Linked DNA regions of Homo sapiens: region 1 is linked to region 2. Evidence: read pairs that join two places in POLR2A ChIA-PET (ENCODE). Cell type or tissue: GM12878. All regions are shown on one strand.

Region 1 (5,000 bases), 360 kb before region 2:
GGACAGCAGACACTCACTTTAGAGCACCTGGCATGGACTTTCTCAAATAACTAAATAGTGATTCCGTTTTCTATCACCTAATATCATCTGGAAGTTCTAGAACCCAAAAGTGAGGTTGCTTACTGGTAACTTTGAAGAGAAGGTAACAATACATTATGGTTTCTAAAGCACTTTCAGCTCATCTCACATTGTTTTCACATCTATTGTGACTGTGATACACAGAGCACGCCTGTGAAGTCTGTAGGATTGGTCTTACTATTCACATTTCATTGATAGCACAACTAACCTATATAACAACCCATGGGGAAGGTAGTGTAGCATAGATTATGGAGCAGATTGCCTGGGTTCAAATCCCTGGGTTCAAAGTTGTTTCTTATCAACTGTACAAGCTTGGACAAGTTTATTTTTCTGTGTTTCATTTTCATCATCTGCAAAATGAGAATAATAGCATTTACCTGATATGGTTTGGATGTGCATCCCCTCCCAGTCTCATGTTGAAATGTGATCCCCAATGTTGCAGATGGAGCTTGGTGGGAGGTGTTTTGGTCACGGAGGCAGATTCCTTGTGAATGTCTTGGTGCTGTTCTTGAAGTAATGAGTGATTTCTCACTCTGTTAGTTCACATGAGAGTTAGTTGTTTAACAGAGCCTGGCATCTCTCTTGCTCCCTCTCTTGCCATGTGACATGCCTGCTTCCCCTTCACCTTCTGCCATAATTATAAGCTTCCTGAGGCCTCATAAGAAGTCAAACAGATGCTGGTGCCATGCTTCTACAGCCTGCAGAACCATGAGCCAAATAAATGTCTTTTCTTTATAAATTACCCAGTCTTAGGTATTCCTTTATAGCAATGCAAAATGTACTAACACACTACCTCATAGGGTTGTCATGAGACTTAAAAGAGTAAATATATATGTAAAGTACTTAGGAAATGGCCTGGCACAAAGTAAACACTGTAGCATTAACTACTAATGTCATTTTCCAGAAGAGGAAACCAAACTACTAGATATTCCTGGCAGTCTGACAGCTGGGAACAGACTCAACCATTTTACTGTCACTCAATGAAGAAATCAACAAGCAAAGTGCGGAGTGATATGTCAGTTGCCCATCATGCAAGGGGGACATTGAGAATTTGAAACCTTGGTCCCTTGACTTCAGATGCAGTGTCTTTCCATCTCACCATGTGGCCTTGGGTATGATAGCATGCCTGGGAGAACAAGCAATGAAGGTGTAAAGATGTATGCAACACAGCAACTTGTTATATCTTACTTTGAACAGTACCAAGAAAGCCTTCATGGAGTGCTGAAGTATATGAAGACTATGGCCCTCTGGAACCAAAAGCTGTGGGAGCAAGAATAAAATTAATCAGTCCAGAAACACAGTTCCTGAAAACTTGTGGAGCTATCACCATTATCTCTGAAATGTGTGTGCCAATACATCGGCAAAAAGCATTCACTTCCCATAGAAGGTTCTTTGAGTTCGGTTAAACATACCAGGCTGAGCTGGAAGTGAAAATAATTGCCTACTCCAGCACTGGAGAGTTTCAAATACATAGCAACTTGCTGGGTGTCCAGAAATTGATCACTTCATCATCCAGCAATCCAGCCAGGGGAGCAATTGCTCCAGTAGGAAGGTTAACAGGCAAGAAAATGAATCAGCGTCTTATGGTTACAAATATGTTTTTGCTGCTCTCACTACAAATTGCTGTGATTTTTTTTTAAGTTCAGATGCCTAGATATTTTACTGCTCAGGCTATCAAGCCATTGAGCTATTGTTACAACAACTGACCACGCCATGATAGCATTATCATAGCTGTTTTTCTGTTGTTGTGTGGTCAGCATTATGGATTGGGAATAAATTTGAGCTATTTGCTGATCTGCTTTCCAGGATGCAGCATTATTGGCTCTGAAGGAGCTTTAGCTTTGTAGTCTGTGGATGCATATTGAGAATAATATCAGGGTGCAGATGTTACCAAACCTTTATATGTTTGGTTTGTTTCCTAAAAAAACACCCATAAGATCCTCCAAGGGGCCCACCTCAGTTAAGCTAGGAATTCACTCAGCCTATTAATATACTAAAATGCCAAGTCAGGGCTTCTCTGATTGTTGCTGCATGCAATAGGATGTGACAGTTTTTAGAAGTGGCTTGTTTAAAAGCTTTGCACTTCCTTGGAAGAAGGGTTCATGTAATATGACTAAATAATTATTATGATCATCATACATATTCATCAGATAAAATTATTTTTCAAGTATATACAGAACAAAATATGCTAGGTTTTAAGGTTTTCATTCTAAAATAGGATGACACCATTCTTTTTTTTTTTTTTTTTTTTTTTTTGAGATGGAGTCTCACTCTGTTGCCCAGGCTTGAATGCAGTGGCATGATCTCAGCTCACTGCAACCTCTGCCTCCTGGGCTCAAGCGATTCTCCTGCCTCAGCCTCCCTAGTAGTTGGGACTACAGGAGTGCACCACCATGCCCAGCTAATTTTTTTTTTTTTTTTTTGTATTTTTGGTACAGACACAGTTTCACCATGTTGCCCAGGCTGGTCTCAAACTCCTGGGCTCAAGTGATCCACCTGCCTTGGCCTCCCAAAGTGCTAGGATTACAGGCATGAGCCACCACACCTGGCCAGGATGACACCTTTATAATGTACGTGTGACTTGCTTTAAATAAACCAGTAGTTTTCTGAAATGTCAAATGTGTGTGGTAATGTTCAAGCTGGACAAGTATCTCCTTCGGTGTATGTTATCTAACTAGTATCTTTTATACAGAGGCCTTGCTCACTCAAACCTAGTCTCTCTTTAGGTACCAAGAACATAACTAGATAATCTTTTAAGGCCAACCATTCCCAGTTCAACATTCCATTCAACATTATCTACACAGAGATCTTATGTGTAATATTCGGAAAACAAAAGACTTAATTTGAGAAGAGCCAGAGTAAAACTAGAAACAGATTTACTTGGCAATTAAGTTAGATAAATATCAGTAATTACAGCATATATAACCCAGGTGTGGTCTTATTTCATCTTTCCTCTCAAAGGAATTAGTATAGTCTTTTGGCCCTGGGTGGCTTAGGTCAGAGTCCTCTTCTTGCATCATTATCCTTTGGGATTCCTGATGACACTCTCTGTGGGGGTTCTCAGATTCTGGCTGCATTCTCTCACGGTTCCCCTCTACCTTTAGAAAGTTTCTTTGTTACAACATGTTCAGCTGTTGGTGCTTTCAACCTGACTTTTTGATCTCCTCTGCACATTTAAGCAGGGCTTTATCTGATGCTGACAGTTTTGCCGTGCTTCCCATGGTAACATTCTCTGCATCTAGTCCCAGGTTTGCACATCTTATTGTGGTTCCCCTGCCTCTTAGATTAGGTCTCAGACATACCTCACAATCTTTCTCAGCTGGGCTACAGAACATCTCCTGGCATCTGGGGAGTTTAGGACAAGAGGACAGAGAAGATGTGACTCTGGACTCCTAGCTATGCTTCAGCTCAGGCAGCTTGACTTTGAGCTCTATTATATATTGCATTCTAGGTAAGATTTCTTTCTAAGCAAGATTTTCTTGGCAAACAAGCAAATGGAGAAGTTTACATACTAAAATGATGGCAAGTACTTCTTTCTTAAGTCACCATGTGGTCAGGGAAACTTCTGTTTATATTCACTATTCTGGTTACCTATTACTATGTTACAAAGCCATACAAAAATTGGCAGCTTAAACAGACAAGCATTTAATTATATCTCCAGATGTCATGGGTCAGAAATTCAGAGAAGGCTCAGGCTCAGCTGGGTGGGTTTTGTTTTTCTCTGCGTGGCTTGAAGGAGTTCACTTGGGGGTACTCAACCCTTAGGTGGTCTGAATGGTCCACAACAGCTTCTCTCTCATGTCACTTGATGGTGACAGCAGGAAGTCTGGGCTCAGCTGGATCTGTCAACCCAAAGTGCCTACATGTGACTACTCCAGCATGGCCATCTCAGGAAAGCTGGACTTCTTATATGGAGGCTCAGAGATCTCAAAAATAGTGTTCTAAGAAACAGAAAGTGAAAACCTACAGATATTTAGGGCCTGGGCTCAGAAAACTGGCACAGTGTCACTTCTGCTATTATTCCATTGGTCAAAGCAGTTACAGAGCCCATCCACATTCAAAGGGAAGGCAATAGACCTCTACCAAAAATAGTAGCAAAGAATTTGTGGCTATCTTTAATCTACCATAGTTACAGACCTTTAAATGGTGCCATCTTTGACCCAAATGACCATATGGTCAGTGACTTCACCACTCCCACTTCTCTTTCTGATCTCAGTTTCTGGTCTTGCTCTCTACCCTGGCAAAGATGATCATGCTGCTGAGTTGACATATACTGACCAGTCTAAGGAATCATGGCCTCACATTGTTCACTATACATTTCTGAACTGGCTTCCAAGAGCACTGTCTGTATTCCCTATCAGTCCTTCCACTCTGTGAAGTGCAGAGGTTTCCCTTTGGCTACGGTTGTCATATAAAAGAAGGTGTATGTAGTTAAACTTGAACTTCAGATAAACAACAAACTTTTTTATTATTATAAGAATGTCTCAAATATTGCATGGGACATACTTATACTAAACAATTGTTTAATCCCACAGTCCTAATATTTTGCTGACATGATTAAAGCAATTACTTATACCCGTATCACAGTTTAACAATGGAGACAAGAGTCACAGAATTATTTTAATTCTTTGACTTTTCTTTCCCATAACATGTGGTTTATAATCACACTGATTGCGTGAGGGTGAGAGGAATCCAGTCCTGAGATCAATCAAATCTTATGATCACCACTTTGCCTAAATATATTAATATATAAATGGCTTCTACTAAATAAACTTTCTTGTTTAGCAAATGCTTCTATCATTCCTTTTTGAAGTTAAAGAAAACCTCTGCATTTAAATGTAGCTATATTGCAAATTTAAAGGGTCAGTCAAAAGTATTTATTGAGTGTGTACTTTATGTTAAGTCAGTAACGATCAGCATGT
Region 2 (5,000 bases):
AGATGTAATTGAGCAAATTTACAGCGTTCTAAGGGTTTGTGGAAACAGAATATTTGATGAAAATTTTGAAATCTTGTTTTTTTTCAAATTACAATTCCTCACTGTTTCAAAAGACACATAATCCTACTTGACCTTCATTATTCAGGTTCCCTATTTTTAGAGAAGTGATCTTGGGAGCCTTTCTAAACAGGCAGAGGGGCATTGTGAGTCCAGCAATGAGAGTTATAGTTGGAGTAAATATCTTGTAAAAGTTGTTTTGCTACTCACTTTGAATACAGAAATGGTTTCAAGTTGATTGTGTATCATGTTAACTGGAAAGTTATTTTCATGATTGGCAGAAAAATTTAGACATGATAATACAGATATCTACAATATTAACCTTTTAAAATGTAGATTATTTTGAATGAGGAGAAAAGTTGCTAAATAAATAAAATCACAAATTACAACTTTATAGTCATTTTAAATTGTTATCTGTGATTGTGTGGTCTACATAAGCTCTACATATTTTAAATGAGCATATATTACTGTAATTACATATTTCCCCCAAATGGAAAACTATATTTAAAATTAAAATCCAACATTTAAAAATACATTTTAGCTAGGTTCCTCAGTAATGCTGCTGGCTTTATTTTGATGTTTGAGTAACTTACTTTTATAACAAAAACTATATCAAAGCATTATTTTCAGATTTTGTTGCTGAGCCTGTCAGTTTAGTTTTTAAAAAATGTTTACTCAAAGTTTCAAAGGTGGTGGCTCAAATAATACTACCATGTTTGCTGACTATTACATAAACAGTCTTGCATAGTTGTGTTTGGGGGCAGGGGCTACTCCTGCTCTATCCCTGAAGATCAGAAAGCAGATGCCTTTAAGTGGGATTCTGCTAACACTTTCTCTTGTCAACTCCATTGGATTGAAATACATTTTTCTGCCTTTGTTAGTGTCTTCTAGGAAAGTGATAATGTTTTTAAAATTTGTACATATATATTGCCATTTAATTTTTCATAATTTTAGATGCTATTTACAAAGCATAAGTTCTTATTTAAGCCTCCAAAATTATTGTCCTTCATAGTAGCTCCCTTCAATGTGTTACTTGACCTTTTGTTAAATCACTGAGTCCATAGGTCAGAGGGTAAGTGACTTCCTTGCCTTATCCTTTTTTTCTACCAGGTGAACTTTTTAGCATTTGATTCATTATAGTTTAAGACACAGAAAAGACTCATACTCTGCTTTTTTCTCTTTCTTTTTTTGCCTGCCCATATTTTGTATGTGTTTTCAATAATCTGCCTTATAAATGCAGAAGACTGTTCTTAAGCCACCACTTGAGCATCCAGACCTGCCAGCACAGCACTGCCACCACTGTTGGACATGTTTATTAAGTAAAACAGTGAGGTTTGCTTTAGCAGATTCTATTTGCTCCACTTTTAAAATGTAGCCAAGTTTAATTTAAATAAATTAATCCTACTGACTTTTAACTTAGACCCATTTTCAGTCTGTGCTTGATTTTAAAATGCTTTTTATCAAGTAAAGTCAAGTTTGTGCCCCATCCTTCAGTGTTTGGAAAGTTTATTCAGATGCCCAGTTGCTCAATGCAACGGAGGGTGTTCCTCCCTGAGAAAAGTAGTAGCCAGATTGCCTAAAAAGATAGACAGGGAAGCTTGGCACCAGAATTGGGAAGAGAAAGAAAGAACATATGTGAAGGATTGGAACATGTTCAAGAAAAGAATTTAAAAGGAAAGGGGCGTAGAATTCTTGGAATGACTTACAGAAAAGCTTACCAAGGACAATCACCAGATTCAGCCTTTCCATTTGCTCCATTTGCACTTGTGAAAAATTACAGAAGCTGTGTTCATAAGGCTTATTAGGTAATTGGTGATAAAGCCAGCAGAGAGAGGAAAATGAGAATTTCAGCTGAACTAAGGCTAGGTCACTTTTAACAATTTGTGATGACCCTTTTCTCTGCAACAGAGAAGCTTAGGAGCCCGGCACTAGATCCAGCCCACCATTTGCTAGATTGGGCCAAATGTATTTTAGATTGTTTGAGAAAATGTCCCTAAAATGTGATATTATGGACATTCCTACACTGAAGATGAACTAAGTCTTACAATAAAGAAAACAACATGTATATAACCCAACATCTGACTGTCCTGCATACCTCAGCTCCATACAGAATTTCCTATAACTTATGCACAAATTTACCGCAGTTCTGGAGTAGAATATAATAAATTAATGTCCATGTCTTTAGAGCAAATTAAAGCTGGAAAACACAGCATAACTCGGGTCAGGTTACCAGCGAGGATTGCTATCTCTGTCTTTTTTTATCTCCTTCCTTCTTTCCTTCCTTCCTATTTTTTTCTGTGGCAGTACTATGGCTCTTGAGAGCCAATGTTAAATCTTCAGGAAGAACTGGTTTAAGAGTTGCCACTAATACTTTGCCAGCAAAGACCAAAACTGGCATTTGCATGGTTTAATTCAGGATATAAGAAAAGGGAATTTTATTAATTAAGCTATAAGCTCCTTGAAGATTCATGAATAAAATTATCACCTTGAATTGACCTCTACAGAAAGGGCATTTGGCTGCTGGTTTCATAGTAACTAGATTGTTAAACAAATGGCATGAGTTTCTTTCCTTCACAGGGATCCTATATGTTATTGGTCTAAAATCCTTGGGTCTTAAAGGATTTTAGCAAGATTTTAGCAGACAGAAACTGGATGGGGACCACATCTCCAGCAGAAACAATGGCATAGGTAAGCAAAGAAGAGTGGTAGCTAGGGCAAGCTCCAAGAATTGCCATAAAGACCCTGTTCTGCTTAACATGAAGGGCAAGAGAAAAATGTAGTTGAGTTTAAGAGAGAAAAAGTAGGTCAGAGCAGATTCATTACCTTACTAAGAAGTTTGGATTTTATTCTGTAAACAGAGTAGAAATATAAGGTAATTTGATCTACGTTTTAGGATTATTCTGGCCCTGGTGTGCAGGATGACTATAATGTGAATCTGGAAGGAGATAGACAAGTTAGGAAGAAGTTTGTGGTCCAGGCCAGAGATAACTGGAGTCCACCCTAGGGTGTTGGTGGGAGAGGTAGGAGATGAATAGAGTCTATAGAATTTAACAAGATATTGGCCGGGCGCAGTGGCTCATGCCTGTAATCCCAGCACTTTGGGAGGCCTAGGCGGGCGCATCACGAGGTCAGGAAATCGAGACCATCCTGGCTAACACGGTGAAACCCTGTCTCTACTAAAATACAAAAAAAAAAAAAAAAAAGAAAAAAAAAAAAGAAAAGAAAATTAGCCAGGCGTGGTGGCAGGCGCCTGTAGTCCCAGCTACTCAGGAGGCTGAGGCAGGAGAATGGTGTGAACCCGGGAGGCAGAGCTTGCAGTGAGCCAACATCGCACCACTGCACTCCAGCCTGGGCGACAGAGCAAGACTCTGTCTTAAAAAAAAAAAAAAAAAAAAAGAATAATTTAACAAGATATTTTAAAGAAGCAGGATTGAATTGAGATTTCTAGCCATTGGCACTAGGAGGAGTACCCCTAATAGAAAAAGGGAAATTGGAAGCAGTTGGGAGAGTGGAGTTGGGGGTAGGAGAGATAAAGATGTGAGTGATATTTTGGTGAACATTCACTCAGTCTTTTAGTTGATAATGAAAAGACTTGGGTTTGATTAGATGTTTTATATTTGTGAAGTATATTCAGGAGTTTGAGGCAGACAGATATATAAAACAGTGCTGTATTACTTAACATGTCTTATATAAACTGTTTTATTTGGATGGAAATTTTGGAGATTGTTGACGTTTTGAGGAAAGTTGAAATTCTTTGGGAAAAAAATTTGGTTTTGAGCAGGGCATTTTAAATTTTGTTTGTATTTTTATAGACTTTCTTTATTGAATAACGTCTATAAATTGTACTTAAGGCCATCATAAAGCACTGATAATATGAAATCTAATTTTATTTTAACATGGAAATCAGACCTTCTGTGGTTTCTGTCCTATTGATTAATGAAACGTAAGTAACTCTATATAACGTTCCTGGATTTACATTTCAAGTTTTATTTTGAAATAGTGTAATTCCTAAAGTCCTTGAAGGAGTGCTTTCAATTACCTCACATTACCTCTATTTCTGTTTTGGTGTTTTGATTCCTTTATTTCTTTTTTATTGGCAGTTCCTTATGAAAAACAAAAGAATCATGAGTGCATAAAACTTTTGCTATACATACACATTGTAATGGACTATTATGAGCGCTTGTTTCTTGATCCAGGGAGATAACCTAGTCTGGAAGACTTTTTCACTCAACTGTGAGCTTATTCAAGGGTGTAGCCAGGCTTGAACTTTCTTATAAGATTCACAGAGATACTTTAAGACTTAAATATGCTTAGCTAGAAACAAGTATTAGCATATTTTAAGATAACATTTAATATCATTGCTTTTGGCTCCATTATTAGAAACCATGATACCTCAAGAGCCAGAAAAAGTGTCCATGTAATAAAAAGTCAGCTGAGTATCTTAAGATGTTTTTTCTTTAATAAAAAGTTAAGAGGTAGAGTTAAACTACCAAATATTCGTTTGTTCACTCAGCAAACATGTATTTATCTTCTGACATTTGCCAGGGATAGAACTAGGCATTGGAGATAGAAAGCTGAATAAGTCATGAATGGTCCCTGCCAAGAAAGTGCTTGTCATTTTAGTAGAAGCAGGCAAATGTGAAAAAAAATGAACACTATAAAGTCTGTGTTCAAAGAGATGTCTTCTTTACCTGCCATCCTCTGCTCAGCCCGTTGTTTCCACCACACCCGTGAGGTTATACCTGCCAAGGTCCCTGTTAAAATCCGGTGGTCATCTCTTTGTTTCCATCTTACCAGACCTCAGTGGTATTCCATTCTCTTGACCACTTCTTCCTATTAGAAACACTTTCCTGATTTTCCTCCTACCTCTCTGCCTATTCTTTCTCATTCTCCTTTGCCTACTTTCCTCTGTTTGACTGGCCTCTGAATGTTGGAGGTCTCTA

What was found. ChIA-PET counts read pairs that join two places held together with the same protein. Peaks named below come from ENCODE experiments on the same cell type or tissue, not always from the same donor. Only the 100,000 strongest peaks of a DNase experiment are listed, where the experiment ranks them.
Region 1: POLR2A ChIA-PET joins it to region 2 with 8 read pairs; 5 of 35 experiments call an interaction of 5 or more read pairs at or near these places.

What each region holds. Positions count from the first base shown.
Region 1 is chr5:96,314,811-96,319,810 of GRCh38, reverse strand. LOC101929710 (a long non-coding RNA gene) reads right to left here. Exons shown (of 5, transcript NR_130776.1): 3 at 1,267-1,338. It also overlaps a transcript of CAST not described here. Among named protein-coding and RNA genes, the nearest start is that of PCSK1, 120 kb to the left of the region's middle. In GM12878, no CTCF peak of the experiment used is centred here; no DNase peak of the experiment used is centred here.
Region 2 is chr5:95,952,857-95,957,856 of GRCh38, reverse strand. All of the region lies in intron 1 of ELL2 (elongation factor for RNA polymerase II 2), which reads left to right. Among named protein-coding and RNA genes, the nearest start is that of ELL2, 6.5 kb to the left of the region's middle. In GM12878, no CTCF peak of the experiment used is centred here; no DNase peak of the experiment used is centred here; H3K4me3 peaks cover 2,289 bases; H3K27ac peaks cover 1,024 bases.